Linked DNA regions of Mus musculus: region 1 is linked to region 2. The links are chromatin loops, found by intact Hi-C in ENCODE. Cell type or tissue: left cerebral cortex. All regions are shown on one strand. Links, peaks and the distances in the headings refer to the core of each region. The heading gives the core; the rest is flanking DNA.

Region 1 (6,371 bases), core at 3,872-6,371, 1.8 Mb before region 2:
CTGCTGAGGCTGAGGCCGCCTCCCGAGCCAGGCGGACACCTGTCCTCTGGTCCGGACGGTGGCCAGCTGTCTGCGCTATAGTTTTTGTTATTTTAAAAATTAAAAAAAGACATGAACCCAGAGCTTGCAAGGAGCAAGGGTCCCTCACCTTTGTAGTTAAATAAATTTAGCGTTATAGTGAAAGCTGTGGAGATCAAGCCCTGCTCTTTTATTTACAGAGGGGAAACTGAGGCCAATGTCAGAAAGCTACACCAATCACACTGCAAATGTCTGGATCAAACAAGGCTAGAAGCCGAGGCATAAAGGATGAAGAATCAGCTGCTGGTTCAGCTGGACAGGTCTGGTTAAGGCTTGCTCATCGTAGGGCTGGAAAGATGACTCAATAGCCAAGAGCTCTGATTGTTCCTACAGAGAATCCAGGTTCAATTCCCAGCACCTATGTGGCAGCTCACAACCATCTGTGACCCCAGTTTCAAGGGGTCACACACCCCAACACCCTCTTCTGGCTTCCAAGGGTACCAGAAATGCATGTGATACACAGATAGACAGACAGACACATAAAATAAAAACATATAGATCTTAAAAAAAAAAAAGAAGAAAGAAGAGAAAGATGAGAAGGATTCAGGGTGCAACAATGTTGTTAGGAAAAAAAAAAGCAATGTGAAGGAAGGAAAGCGTGCTGCTGGTTAGGCTGTCCAGCAGGAAAAGGCCCTTGCTCTCAAGCTAGAGAACGAGAATTCAAACACAGCACCAGAGTGGGAGAAGAGAACCCACTCCAGCAGGTTGGTCTTTGACCTCCATGTGTGCACTGTGACACCTGCAGACCCTGTCAGCATCCACAAACACATGCATATGGGTCAATCCTAGAATCAGCCAGCAGGTGGCGCTGCACCCCGGTCTATCATCAAAGTAATCAGGCAATGGAATCAAAAGGAGCTTAGTGGGTAGAGAATTTCCTATTCCTTCCTTTTGGATTTTGAAAACAACAACAAACTGTGTTCTCGGTGTGTGAATGTTTCCACCCTCTAGCACACAGCAGACAGCCGTGGCAACCTCGCCTATGTCCTTGTCAGCTGTGGGTGGCTGCCAACCTTCCCTTTCTGCTTTGACTTCATATTACCTACTAGGTGCTTCTAGGAAAGGTTCACCAAGACTGAGCTTCAACCATTGCTCCGTCATTCCCCACTCTGCCCAGGTCCTTGGAAATACCTCCACATCAATATTAACTAACCGTTGCAGCCCAGGGCGACAGACAGTTCCACCCTCTGGATGGGTCATCAGCCACACCTCTGGGATCTGCCCCAGCTGCTCTGCCAGGGCCACCATGTGTCTCTGCTGTCTCTGTGCCCCTAATGTCCTCTGAGGCCTGCTGTCGCTCAATGCCCAAGTAAGTGTACAGAGTCTTTGCAGGGCATCTGTTTCGAGATACCTCTCATGAGTGACATCACACTGAGGAGATACCGTGGTGTAAGTCTGCAGACCAGAGCCTACTGCTTTTCTTACCCCACCCCATGGAAAGGACATATTGGAATATGTAACACAGCAGTCCACCCCATGTGGCTAATAAATGCCATTTCTCTACATTCTGGCTGCTCATCTGCACTCCTTATAGGGAACTGAGAAGAAAATCACCATTAAGCCTCAAACGTTGAATGTCCCTGAAAGCCTATGATGAAGGCTTGGTCCCAAGGGTGACACTGCTAAAGATGGTAGAGCCTAAGGAAAGGTATTTAGTGATGGGGGAGGGGCTGTAGTTGAAGAAGAAGGTTACAGCTCCTGCCTCCTCTTTCCTCTCTTTGATTCTCTGCTCATGGTATAGTACTATTCCTCTACCGCATTCTGGCCATGATGTGTGGCCTTCTCAGGGCACAGTTTGTCAGGAACCCAAAGCAGGGGCTACTTAATTACAGACTGTAAGTGACAGAATTATGAGCCAAAATGAACCTTTTGCTGATCCATTAACAGCCTCAGGTATTTTGGAAACGAACTGATACACCTGTGAACCAGAGCCACAGAAAGCCAGGTTTCTCTTTCCCATTCCCAGAGAGGGTAAGGACCGACACAGCAGTACTCTTCCCAGTCAGCACTGTGTTGTTGTTACTCTCAGTGATTAAGGGTGGAGGGAGTTTCTCAGTGCAACAAAATTGTCATAGAATAGGATGAAACACATCCCAGAGAGGTAAGGCTCTCATTCTAGATGTTTGATATTGTACACGGTGCTGGAGGTTTAATTATAAAGAAAAACAAGTGTGGTGTCAGCTTCCTGGAGCTCAAAGTCTTCCCTCTATATTTTAAAATTCAAGCACAATGAAGTATAATTTATGAACAATTTACTTAAAAATTTAAAATTACACACACATTGTGATTGTTTGTATATGCTTGGCCCAGGGAGTGGCACTATTAGAAGGTGTGGCCCTGTTGGAGTAGGTGTGTCACTGTGGGTGTGGGCTTTAAAGACCCTCATCCTAGCTGCCTAGAAGCGAGTACTCTGCTAGCAGCCTTCAGATGAAGATGGAGAACTCTCAGCTCTGCCTGAACCTTGCCTGCCTGGATGCTGCCATGTTTCCACCTTGATGATAATGGACTGAACCTCTGAACCTGTAAGAGAGCCCCAATTAAATGTTTTCCTTATAAGAGTTGTCTTGGTCATGGTGTCTGTTCACAGCAGTAAAACCCTAACTAAAGCATATATGCATATATATATATATAATTTGTGTGTGTGTGTGTGTGTGTGTTGTGTGTGTGTAGGGGGTGCATACATGTGCCACAAAACTTGTGCAGACATCAGAGAACAGCTGGCAGAAGTTATTTCCCTCTTTCTGTCACATGGGTCCTGGGAACTGAACTTGGGTCATCGAGTTTAGTGGCAAGTGTCTATCCATTGAGCCATCTCATTGGCCCTGATTCATTCAGTTTTACTAAAGTGTTCTATGGGGGTTGACAAATATGAATAGCTGGTCAATCTCCTCTACAATCAAAGATACAGAGTATCATAGTTTGGGTTTCCATTGCGGTGAAGAGACACCACGACCAAGGCAACTCCTGGGACAACATTTAATGGGGGCTGGCTTAGAGCTTCAGAGGTCCAGTTCATTGTCGTCATGGTAGGAAACATGTCAGTGTGCAGGCCGACCTCGTGCTGGAAAAGGAGAATCTTGATCTGAAGGCGACCAGGAGAGACTGTCTCCTCCTCACGGGGCAGAGCTTGATCTGAAGGCAACCAGGAGAGACTGTCTCCTTCTCTGGGCAGAGCTTGAGCACTAGGAGCCCTCAAAACCCACTCCCACACTGACACACTTCCTCCACCAAGGCCACACCTATCCTAACAAAGACACATCTGCTAATAGTGTCACTCCCTGTGGGCCACACCTGAGTCTCTGGGGACCAAGCCTACTCAAGCCAGCACACAGAGCACTTCAGTTACCCATTCCATTTCCAGCTTCTCCCCTCCTCCCATTTGTTGTTCCAGGAAGACTGATGAGGAGGCCAGTTTTGCATTCTCAAAACTGCAGGTTGTAAAACTTTCTTGTCTTTGTGGCCCCATTTTACCTGCCTAGAGTGTTGTGGTTCTCCATTGCAACCACTCCACATTTAGGCTTCGTGATCTAACTGCTCATGCTCGATCCAGTCCGACCACACTCTTCCTGCTGGCGTGAACACTACTGCTGAGCACAACTCTGTGCAATGTATGGGCCATTTTAAAATATTTGATGTTTTGACTCAGTCACATGTAGCCTATGATATCCCCAAACTCATGAGCCTTGGGATATAGTTGATAGAATGCTTGCCTAGCATTGCGGAAGCCCTGGGCTTCAAACTTCAGCACAAACAGTGCAGCCAGCGGCAGAGGCCTGTAATCTCATCATTTAGGAGAGTCGAGAAGGAGAATCAGAAGTTCAAGGCTCTTCTCAGCCACATATCAAGTCTGAGGTCAGCTTGGGTACCTGGAGCCGTGTCTCAAAGCAAAACAAAACAAAAACACAGATAGCTGAGGATGGTCTTCTAGTCCCCACCTTCCTGACTCCATCCTGACTCCTGCAGGCATGATCGAACCTTCTGGATATTATCTTGGGAATAAAGAAACAAAGACAGCTAATGTTGGCCCAGCTGATCCCACAGGGTGAGAGGTGTGGACCATATTAGATTTGCTTCGATACCCAGACTGATCAAGCTCTGGAAAGGCAGATTTTGTTGTTCCAGAATGACAGACATCTGCCGTTTCTTTCGACCCCAAACCAGTGGGATTGAAAAATTCCACTCAAAAAAAAAAAAAAAAAAAAGCCACTGGGAGTGGTGGTGCAAGCCTTCAATCCCAGTACTCAGAAGGTGGAGCCAGAGGATTTCTGAGAATTTGAGGCCAGCCTGATCTACAAAGCAAGCTCCATCCAGGACTATGCAGAGAAACCCTGTCTCCAAAAGAAGCCTTCTTTTCTTTTGATTTTGTGTATTTGTGTTTATCTGTGTGCATGGGCTCCTGTGGAGGAATTAGATCTCCTTGAGCCAGAATTACAGGCGGTTGTGATGTGGTTGCTAGGAACTTAGCTCCTTCGGTTGGGCACTATATGCTCCTAGCCACCAAAACCATCTCTTCAGGCCCTAAACACACTTCTCTTTGTTGACTGCATTTTATTTAGATCATAGGGGCTTCAACCACCTGGAGAACCAGGACCTGGCACAAAGACCCTAACCCATGCTTTATGACACCAGCACTAAGTCACAGAGGCCCCGCGGCTCCTAGCTCTTGGGATGCCCTGGCCCCTTGGGTAAAGTTTTCCCCGGTGGGGCTGATGGGGAAAGATGGAATTTCTTGGAACCACTCAGACAGCGAGTTTCTGTGGCCCCAAGAAAGGCTGTGGCTTGCAGGCGCTGCCCCCTGCTGGGCAGGAACCTGTGGTACAGGAGTGCTACCAACCCTTTCACCTGCCCGGATACCGCTACCTGAACGCGTGGAGACCCAGCGTCTTCCACAAGATCGCCACCTCCCAGACAATCCCCGAGGAATGCTCAGGCATCCGGCGGCCGCCCACCATCCTGCCCTCGCTCCGCTCCGCGCTCTTCTGTCGCTACACCCCAAGGGACTGGGACCGCTCCAATGATCTGCAGATCAGGAATGCAGAGGCCTCGCGGCTCTGGGCCAGCCGGCTGACAGGCGACTCGCTGCGGATCATGCAGGATAAGGACCAGCTGATACACCAGATGCAGGAGGGAACCTCCCGGAACTTGGGCCAGAGGCTATCCGACCTCGGTTTCTGGAAGTCCGAGTTGTGCTATGAGCTGGACAGGCTTCTGACGGAGAACAGCAGCATGGACACCCTCAAGAGGCGCTTGGAGTGCGCTGCTGAGGAGGTGAACTGTCCCTTGCAGGTGAGTGGGGGAAGGGAGACACCACTGCACCTGCTGTTACTGAGTCAAGGTGGCAGGCATCTTGCAGATGGGTTGAATTGCGTTGTCGTTCACGGTCAGATTTTTAAGGTGAAAAAGAGTGGAGAAATAGCTCAGGGCTAAGAGCAGTTGTTCTTGCAGAGGACCTGGGTTCGGGTTCCTAGCACCCACATGGCAGCAGCTGACACTAATTTCACTCTAATTTCACGGGTTCGGAAACAATCTTCTAGCCTCCTAGGGCACTGCATGCTTGTATATATATATATATATATATATATATATATATATATATATATATATATGCTTATATAGACATGGAAGCAAGCAAAATACTCATACACACATAACAAAAATAAATAAATTAAATAATAATTACAATCTCAGTCAACTCAGAATAGCCTCAATCAGATGCGAGTTTTCAGATTGGATCAATTTCCTCCTTAGGTGTGCTGGTCAGGGTTCTCTAAAACAAATACAGACCACAGGGGGATTTACTGGATTGGTCTACACAATTCATACTGAGTAGTGACACATGGCCGTCTGAAGGGGCTGAGAACCCTGTAGCTGCTCAGTGCAATTGTCTGGGTGCCTCAGCGTCCCAGTGTGGTGGTGGAGGCCCAGGGGGGCGGGTCCTAAAGAGTTGCAGGCCTTCAGTCCATGTTGGCAGGCTGATTTCTGAAGGGGAGGAGCAGCTGCAATAGGGTAGGTGGTCTCACTGGAAAGGAATGAAGGCAGGCAGGCAAAAGCTGCACTGGTTTTCTCAAAAACCCTTTTCATGTGTAGCTGCTGCCCACTGTGGGTGTGGGGGAAGGTTCCCCTTCTTAGGGAGTTTTCCCATACACCTTCCCAGAGCCTCTCAGTTGACCTCAGAGCCAATCAAGTTGACAGCTAATAACAGTCATCACATAAGGGTTCCATCAAGATACTGTGTACCTGCTTATGCAAGTGTGTACACACATGCTGTGGTCATTAGGACATTGGAGATAACA
Region 2 (6,833 bases), core at 1,821-4,320:
ATAACACACCACAGAGCCATGTTTTGTGTGAAATATAACACAAACAAGCTGCACGTAGCCTCCAAGATGGAATTGGATAGTTCGGGAAGATCTAAGATTTCCTAAGACAGGCGGGGCCACCAGCCACCATAACTCCCAGGCAGGACTATAGATCATAAATAAATTTTATGTCTCAGTCCAGTTTCTTTTAATATTAATAACAGGGAGGAAATTGTAACCTCCCCGCAGCCTGAAGCAGGCTGAGCCAGACCTTGACCTTGCTGCCACTCAGGAGATTACCTAGGGTGGAGCCTTCCTCCCTAGATCACTCTATTGTTCAGCCACTGCTGCTGTTCCCCTCCAAGTTACTGCTACCTGCTGGGAGGCCACTGAGCTATTCCAGAGACTATACCCTATCCTGCATCATCACCTGCAGCTGGTTCCAAGCTCCAAGGATGAATTGGCAGGAATGGGCCTTTCCCCCCCACCCCTTTATAAGCGCATTTGCCATTAAACATTTGAGCCTTGATCAGGAACCTTGTCTTGGCTCCATTTTTCTCTCAACCATCTAGTTTCCCCTCTCTTTTCAGCCCCCCTTGCCTCCCAGGTTTCATGTGAGCCACAGGTCAGCTTCCAACACATAACTAGGTAACAAACACTGTTACTGACACACAAAACCAACTCAGGGCACTGGGACAGAACACAGGACAGAGAATTGAACCCAGCTCTACTACTGAGCCTGCCCAACTGCCCGAGTTTTCAAAATTGCAGGAGAAAAGACAGCTCTTCCACACACAGAGCTATGAGGAGTGAACATCCCCTCACACAAGAATGAAACCAGATTGCTCCCTCTCAACCCGGATGAAAATGCATCCCATACAGACCAACCTTTTTCCTGCTAAACGCCTGCAACTCTGAAGCTGGGCAAGGAATGCACAGAGAAACTTCAAGATGCAGGCCCAGAAAAGGACTTTCCAAAAGCTCTCCCAGAGCACAAGAAACAAAACCAAGAACCGACAGATGAGAGAGCAGGAAACCAAGCTTCTTCTCAGCAAAGGAGAGATCAGCTGAGTGAAGGAAGCGCCCAGGTGGAAGCCAACTGCTGCTGACACCTCTGACAGACAAGAAATAGCTGAAATCAAACAGCAACATGCAAGGATGGGAGGTAGGGGACTGGTACAGCTTGCTGTCGGGAATATTCGATTGGTCAGTTGTTGTGGGAGTCAGTTCCTCAAAGAACTAGGCATAGAACTACCATGAGACTCAGGACACTGTGACTCCTGGGTGTCTACCTGAGAGGGAGTCTAAGTAGTCATAGAAACACTTAGACATCCAAGCTGACTGCAGCACCATTCACAATAGCCAAGTATCAGCCTGTCAAGAGAGAAATGAATAAAGGAAGTTTGGCTCACATGCACAATGGAGTTTTCATTCAGCTCCAAATGATGTCATTTGCAGTAAAATTGAAAGGAACCAGAGATCATCATACTAAATAAGACAGACTCAGAAAGATGACATTTATTTTCTCTTATTTGTGAATTCTACATAGATACATAAATAAATATAAAAACATGTATAGGTAAGTGCATATACATGTGAGTTCAGTGCAATCTCCATCCGGATATGGCAAGGCACATATCTTCATGTCTTCATAAAGCCTATCACTATTTACACTTATTATGTACTAATAAAAGGGTTATATAAAAATGTGGCCAGCAAGTGGCTCAGTGAGTCAAGGCATTTACCACCAAGCCTGATGATCTGAGCTTCACCCCCAGGACCTGTTAGAGAATATTTGAACCAGTTTCTAGTTGTGGTGTGGCTCAGCCCTTAGCACACACCTTTAATCCCTCTGGCTGGAATACAGAAATGTCCTTACTGCAAACCTTTAATCCCAAAGAATGAAAGTAAAGGTAGTTGGTAGAAGGAAGCACCTATGTTTGAAAGTGATGTCTAAGTGAGTGGCAGACAAAGTGATGGATCAGAGGAAGATTGGACAGAATAGGATATGCCCAACTCTCACGAGAAGAGAGGAAAGGGAAGCTACTTAGGGAGAGACAGACAAACAGGAGAAGAGAGTACAGCACAGGATACAGTAGAGTCTATGGAGAGCAGTGCAGTAGAGTTGAGAGGGAGAGTAGAGCAGCCCAGAGAAGGAGAAGGAGGCAGCTTTACTGGGAAAGTTTTACAGAGATTGAAGAGAGAGCAAGCTTGACACAGGCAAAGACAGCGAGCAAGAGAATGAGAAGGAGCCAGATTAGAAAAGATTGCTGGAGTTAGTTTGAGGCCAGACTGAGCAACTCAGAGGCCGAGAGAAGAGCAAGATTGAATAAGTCAGCTGGGAGAGGAGTTTGGGCCAGATCAGCTGAGTTAAACCAGCCAGCCAGAGATCAGAAAGAACAAGAAAGGGTGAGCTTATTCAGCAGTAAGTCTCAGAGGCCGAACTCATTCGAGGCTTAGATTAGATTGTACAAAGGCTAGAAGCTTCCAGAACTAGGTCAGCAAGACAATCATACATAGCTCAGAGACAATTAATCAGGTGAAATAAAGTTACTTTTACAAGGACTCACATGGCAGAAGGAGAGAGCCACCTTCTGAAAGTTGTCCTGTGACCTTCACAAGTGTGCCCACATACATATGGGCACACAAAATAAATAAAAAATGTAACTTTAAAAGTAATGCAGGTGTTTTAAAGATGAAAGGCGGGCTGGTGAGATGGCTTAGTGGGTAAGAGCACCCAACTGCTCTTCCAAAGATCCGGAGTTCAAATCCCAGCAACCACATGGTGGCTCACAACCATCTGTAACAAGATCTGACTCCCTCTTCTGGAGTGTCTGAAGACAGCTACAGTGTACTTACATATAATAAATAAATAAATAAATAAATAAATCTTTAAAAAAAAAGATGAAAGGCATGCTGATATATAGTACAAAACAACTTTGCTGAATTGGTTAATTGTTTCTAATATTTTTGGTAATCATTAGTGTTTTCTTTTTTCTTTTTTCTTTTTTTTTCGAGTCAGGGTTTCTCTGTATAGCCCTGGCTGTCCTGGAGCTCACTTTGTAGACCAGGCTGGCCTCGAACTCAGAAATCCATCTGCCTCTGCCTCCAGAGTATTGGGATTAAAGGCATGCACCACCACGCCCGGCTTCATTAGTGTTTTCTATACCATGCCTCCTCAAGCAATGCCCATATGACTTAGTACTTGTAAATCTGAGCAGTCTTATTTTTTTCTCACTCCCTGAGATGCAAGGATAGCTTGTTCGTATGATCTTTTGACCTTTTTAGTGTAGGTTCTGATTCCTTCCCAGATCCTGCTAACTGCTTCTTTTTGTTGGGTCCTAGAATCTTTAGAAGTCTGTTGAGGTAAAGTGCTTGTACTGGCTGGTTTTGTATCAACTTGACACAGGCTGGGGTTATCACAGAGAAAGGAGCTTCAGTTGGGGAAATGCCTCCATGAGATCCAGCTGTGGAGCACTTTTCTCAGTGACAAGTGGGGAAGGCCCCTTTTAGGTGGTACCAGCCCTGGGCTGGTAGTCTTGGGTTCTATAAGAAAACAGGCTGAGCAAGCCAGGGAAAACAAGCGAGTAAGGAACATCCCTCCATTGCTTCTCTGCATCAGCTCCTGCTTCCTGACCTGCTTGACTCCAGTCCTGGCATCCTTTGGTGATCAACAGCAATGTGGAAGTGTAAGCTGAATAAACCCTTTCCTCCCCAACTTGATTCTTGGTCCTGATGTTTGTGCAGGAATAGAAACCCTGACTAAGACAGTGCTGAAAGTGGCCACCTTTGTCTTGTTCCAGATTTTCTAGAGAAAGCGTTGGTTCTCCCCCATTCTGCGTGTTGGCTTCGGCTACACACAACCTGCACTACCTTATGTTCCTTGTAATACCTAATTTACTCGGATTTCAAAATTAAGGAATGTTGAATTTCAATAGTTTCCCTGTGTCTCCTGGGACAAACATACAGGATTGTCTTCCTCGTTCTGCTTAGAATAGCATGTTGTGTATGTTGGACCGCTCTAGCATCCCTGTATGCCTTCTATACTTGATCAGGTGAACACTCTTGTCATCTACTATGGGACTCAGTTTGGCAGTGTTTTGTTGAAGATTTTTGGCAGAGTGGCCCATGGCTTCTTTAATTTCTGTTGTGTCCTTGGCTAATTTGGTATAATTCAAGAATGAAGCCCTTTGGTCCTAGGCTTTTCTCTGAAAGGAGACATTTCATTATGGATTTAATCTCATTACACATTGTTGGGATGTTTGAGTTTTCTCTTTCTGTTTTTTTCCTTCCTTCCTTCTTTTTTTTTTTTTTAAAGATTTATTTATTATATGTAAGTACATTGTAGCTGTCTTCAGACACACCAGAAGAGGGCATCCATCGGATTCCATTACAGATGGTTGTGAGCCACCATGTGATTGCTGAGATTTGAACTTAGGACCTATGGAAGAGCAGTCAGTGCTCTTAACCACTGAGCCATCTCTCCAGCCTGTGGTGTTTTTTTTTCTTTTGTTTTTTTAAAAATTTATTTATTATCATATCTAAGTACACTGTAGCTGTCTTCAGATGCACCAAAAGAGATGTCAGATCTCATTATGGATGATTGTGAGCCACTATGTGGTTGCTGGGATTTGAACTCAGGACCTTCGGAAAAGCAGTCTGTGCTCTTAACCACTGAGCCATCTCTCCAGCCCCTCTTTCTGTTTGTTTGTTTGTTTGTTTGTTTTTGTCTTTTGTTTTCCCTTCAAGACAGGGTTTCTCTGTGTAGTCCTGGCTGTCCTGAAACTTGCTCTGTAGACCAGGCTGACCTTGAACTCATAGATCTGCCTACCTCTGCCTCATGAGTGCTGGGATTAAAGGCAGGCGCCACCACTGCAAGTTTTCTATTTCTTTATGAATCATTTCCTGGAAAGTGTATATGCCCAAGTTGGTCCTTTACTACTGGTTTGTTATATTAGTTGCTTTTCTTATTGCTGCAACCAAATGCCCCTCCCCACAAAAATTAAGGGAGGAAGAACACTGGATCCCTGGATTTTAGAATTACAGAAGGGTGTGGGTGCTAGAAACCAAACCCAGGTCCTCTGCAAGAGCAGCAGGTGCTCTTAACCACTGCACCACCTCTCCAGCTCTAACCACCGCACCACCTCTCCAGCTCTAACCTAACTGCACGCACCCCCCCCCCCCCCAAGCTCTGCCAATGAGTTTTCATCTTCCGATGTTTTCTTCATACTGATTTTCACTTCTTTAAATGTGAAAAACACTCTAGCATTTCTTGTATGTCAGGATTGATGGCCATGTCAGCTTTTGTCTAAGAAAAAACTAACTTAATACCTCCTTCTATCCCTTATTCTAAAGGATAGCTCTGCAGAGCATTGTGATCTCGGTTGGCAGGGTTTCTTTTGGTTTGGTTTGTTTTTACTCAACATTGTGAATATCTCTGTCTTTTCTCCCCCTGCCTGAGAAGTCTCCTATTGGCTTTAACGGAACCCCCTCCTTTTGTTTCCTTTATCTTGGAGTAGGTGTCCTGTCTAGTTTTCTTTGCTAACTTCTGAGAGGCCTCAGTCTAGGGCCGCCCAGCTAGGAGTGGTTGGGCGTGACTGCAGAAGACTGTTGTGATTGGTCATTGTTGCAGGAGGGCTCCGCCCACTGTGGGCCACACCAGGGTCTCCTGGGCGGTAGAGAGAGCTAAGGAGGCAAAAGCCAGTGTGTGAGCCAGCTAACCTCGTTCCTCCACGGTGTCCGCTTCAGTTCCAATTTGAGTTCTTGCCCTGACTTCCTCAGAGACAACCTGTAGCATGGAAGCATGAACCTAGTAAACCCTTCCTTCATCATAGTGTTTTCCACCGCACCACGAACAAAACTAGAATGAGTGTGTCCTATCCACAATCTCACTAAATTCCGGAAAGTTTTTTTGTTATTATCCTTTATATGGAGGTCTTTTGGGCATTCTCAGTCCCTTTTGAGCCCAACAACTTGAGTATATGTACTTTGAATGTGGTACCAAAGCTCTCAAAGCCTTTTAGATTCATATGCATTCCTCCTCCCCTTCCAAACTGTGTATTTTTAAATAGTCCACCATGGAGCCCACTCGTTTTCCTGTTTTGATTTATTCTGCTGTTAACGCCTTCTCTCTCTCTCTCTCTCTCTCTCTCTCTCTCTCTCTCTCTCTGTGTGTGTGTGTGTGTGTGTGTACATATTAGTGAAGGTATTAGAGGAAGCCAGAAGAGGGCATCAGATCTACTGGAGCTGAAGCACTTGTGAATTGCCTGATATGGGTGCTGGGAAGTGAACTCTGGTTCTCTGTAAGAACGGCAAATATTCTTAGCCACTGAACCAACTGTCCAGCCCAATTTTTAAAAAATGACAATATTTTTGTTTTCTCTTTTATAAAGTACTGATTGTTCCCCCTTTTTGTTGTTAAATGCATATAAACTTCCTCTGTAACTTTAGTTTCTTTAACATATATTTTTAATGATGATTGATTTTTTTTTTTTTTTTTATGTATGTGAGATGGTTGTGAGCCTTCATGTGGTTGTTGGGAATTGAATTTTAGGACCTCTGCTTGCTCTGGTCGGCCCTGCTTGTTCCAGCCCAAAGGTTTATTTATTATTATACATAAGTACACTGTAGCTGACTTCAGACACACCAGAAGAGGGCATCAGATCTCATTACAGATGGTTGTGAGCAACCATGTGGTTGCTGGGATTTGAACTAAGGACCTTCAGAAGAGCAGTCAGTGCTCTTACCCACTGAGCCATCTTGCCAGTCCTTAATGATGATTCTTAAATGTTCTATCCTCCCTTTTAGCCCACCACCCACCAGAGGTAGTGGGAAAGAAAGGATACGGGGAAGAG

The links. A loop is a pair of places that touch in the nucleus more often than their neighbours do. Peaks named below come from ENCODE experiments on the same cell type or tissue, not always from the same donor. Only the 100,000 strongest peaks of a DNase experiment are listed, where the experiment ranks them.
Region 1: a loop joins it to region 2, with 16 times the contacts of the local background. A loop is called at or near these places in 1 of 42 quality-filtered maps.

Annotation. Positions count from the first base shown.
Region 1 is chr16:10,393,846-10,400,216 of GRCm38, reverse strand. Tekt5 (tektin 5) reads left to right here and starts at 4,762. Exons shown (of 7, transcript NM_001291001.2): 1 at 4,762-5,364. The coding sequence starts at 4,798. In left cerebral cortex, for the core only: a CTCF peak has its summit at 4,887 (motif pointing left); a DNase peak (open chromatin) is centred at 4,964; H3K4me3 peaks cover 629 bases.
Region 2 is chr16:8,548,503-8,555,335 of GRCm38, reverse strand. All of the region lies in intron 1 of Abat (4-aminobutyrate aminotransferase), which reads right to left. Among named protein-coding and RNA genes, the nearest start is that of Abat, 38 kb to the right of the region's middle. In left cerebral cortex, for the core only: no CTCF peak of the experiment used is centred there; no DNase peak of the experiment used is centred there.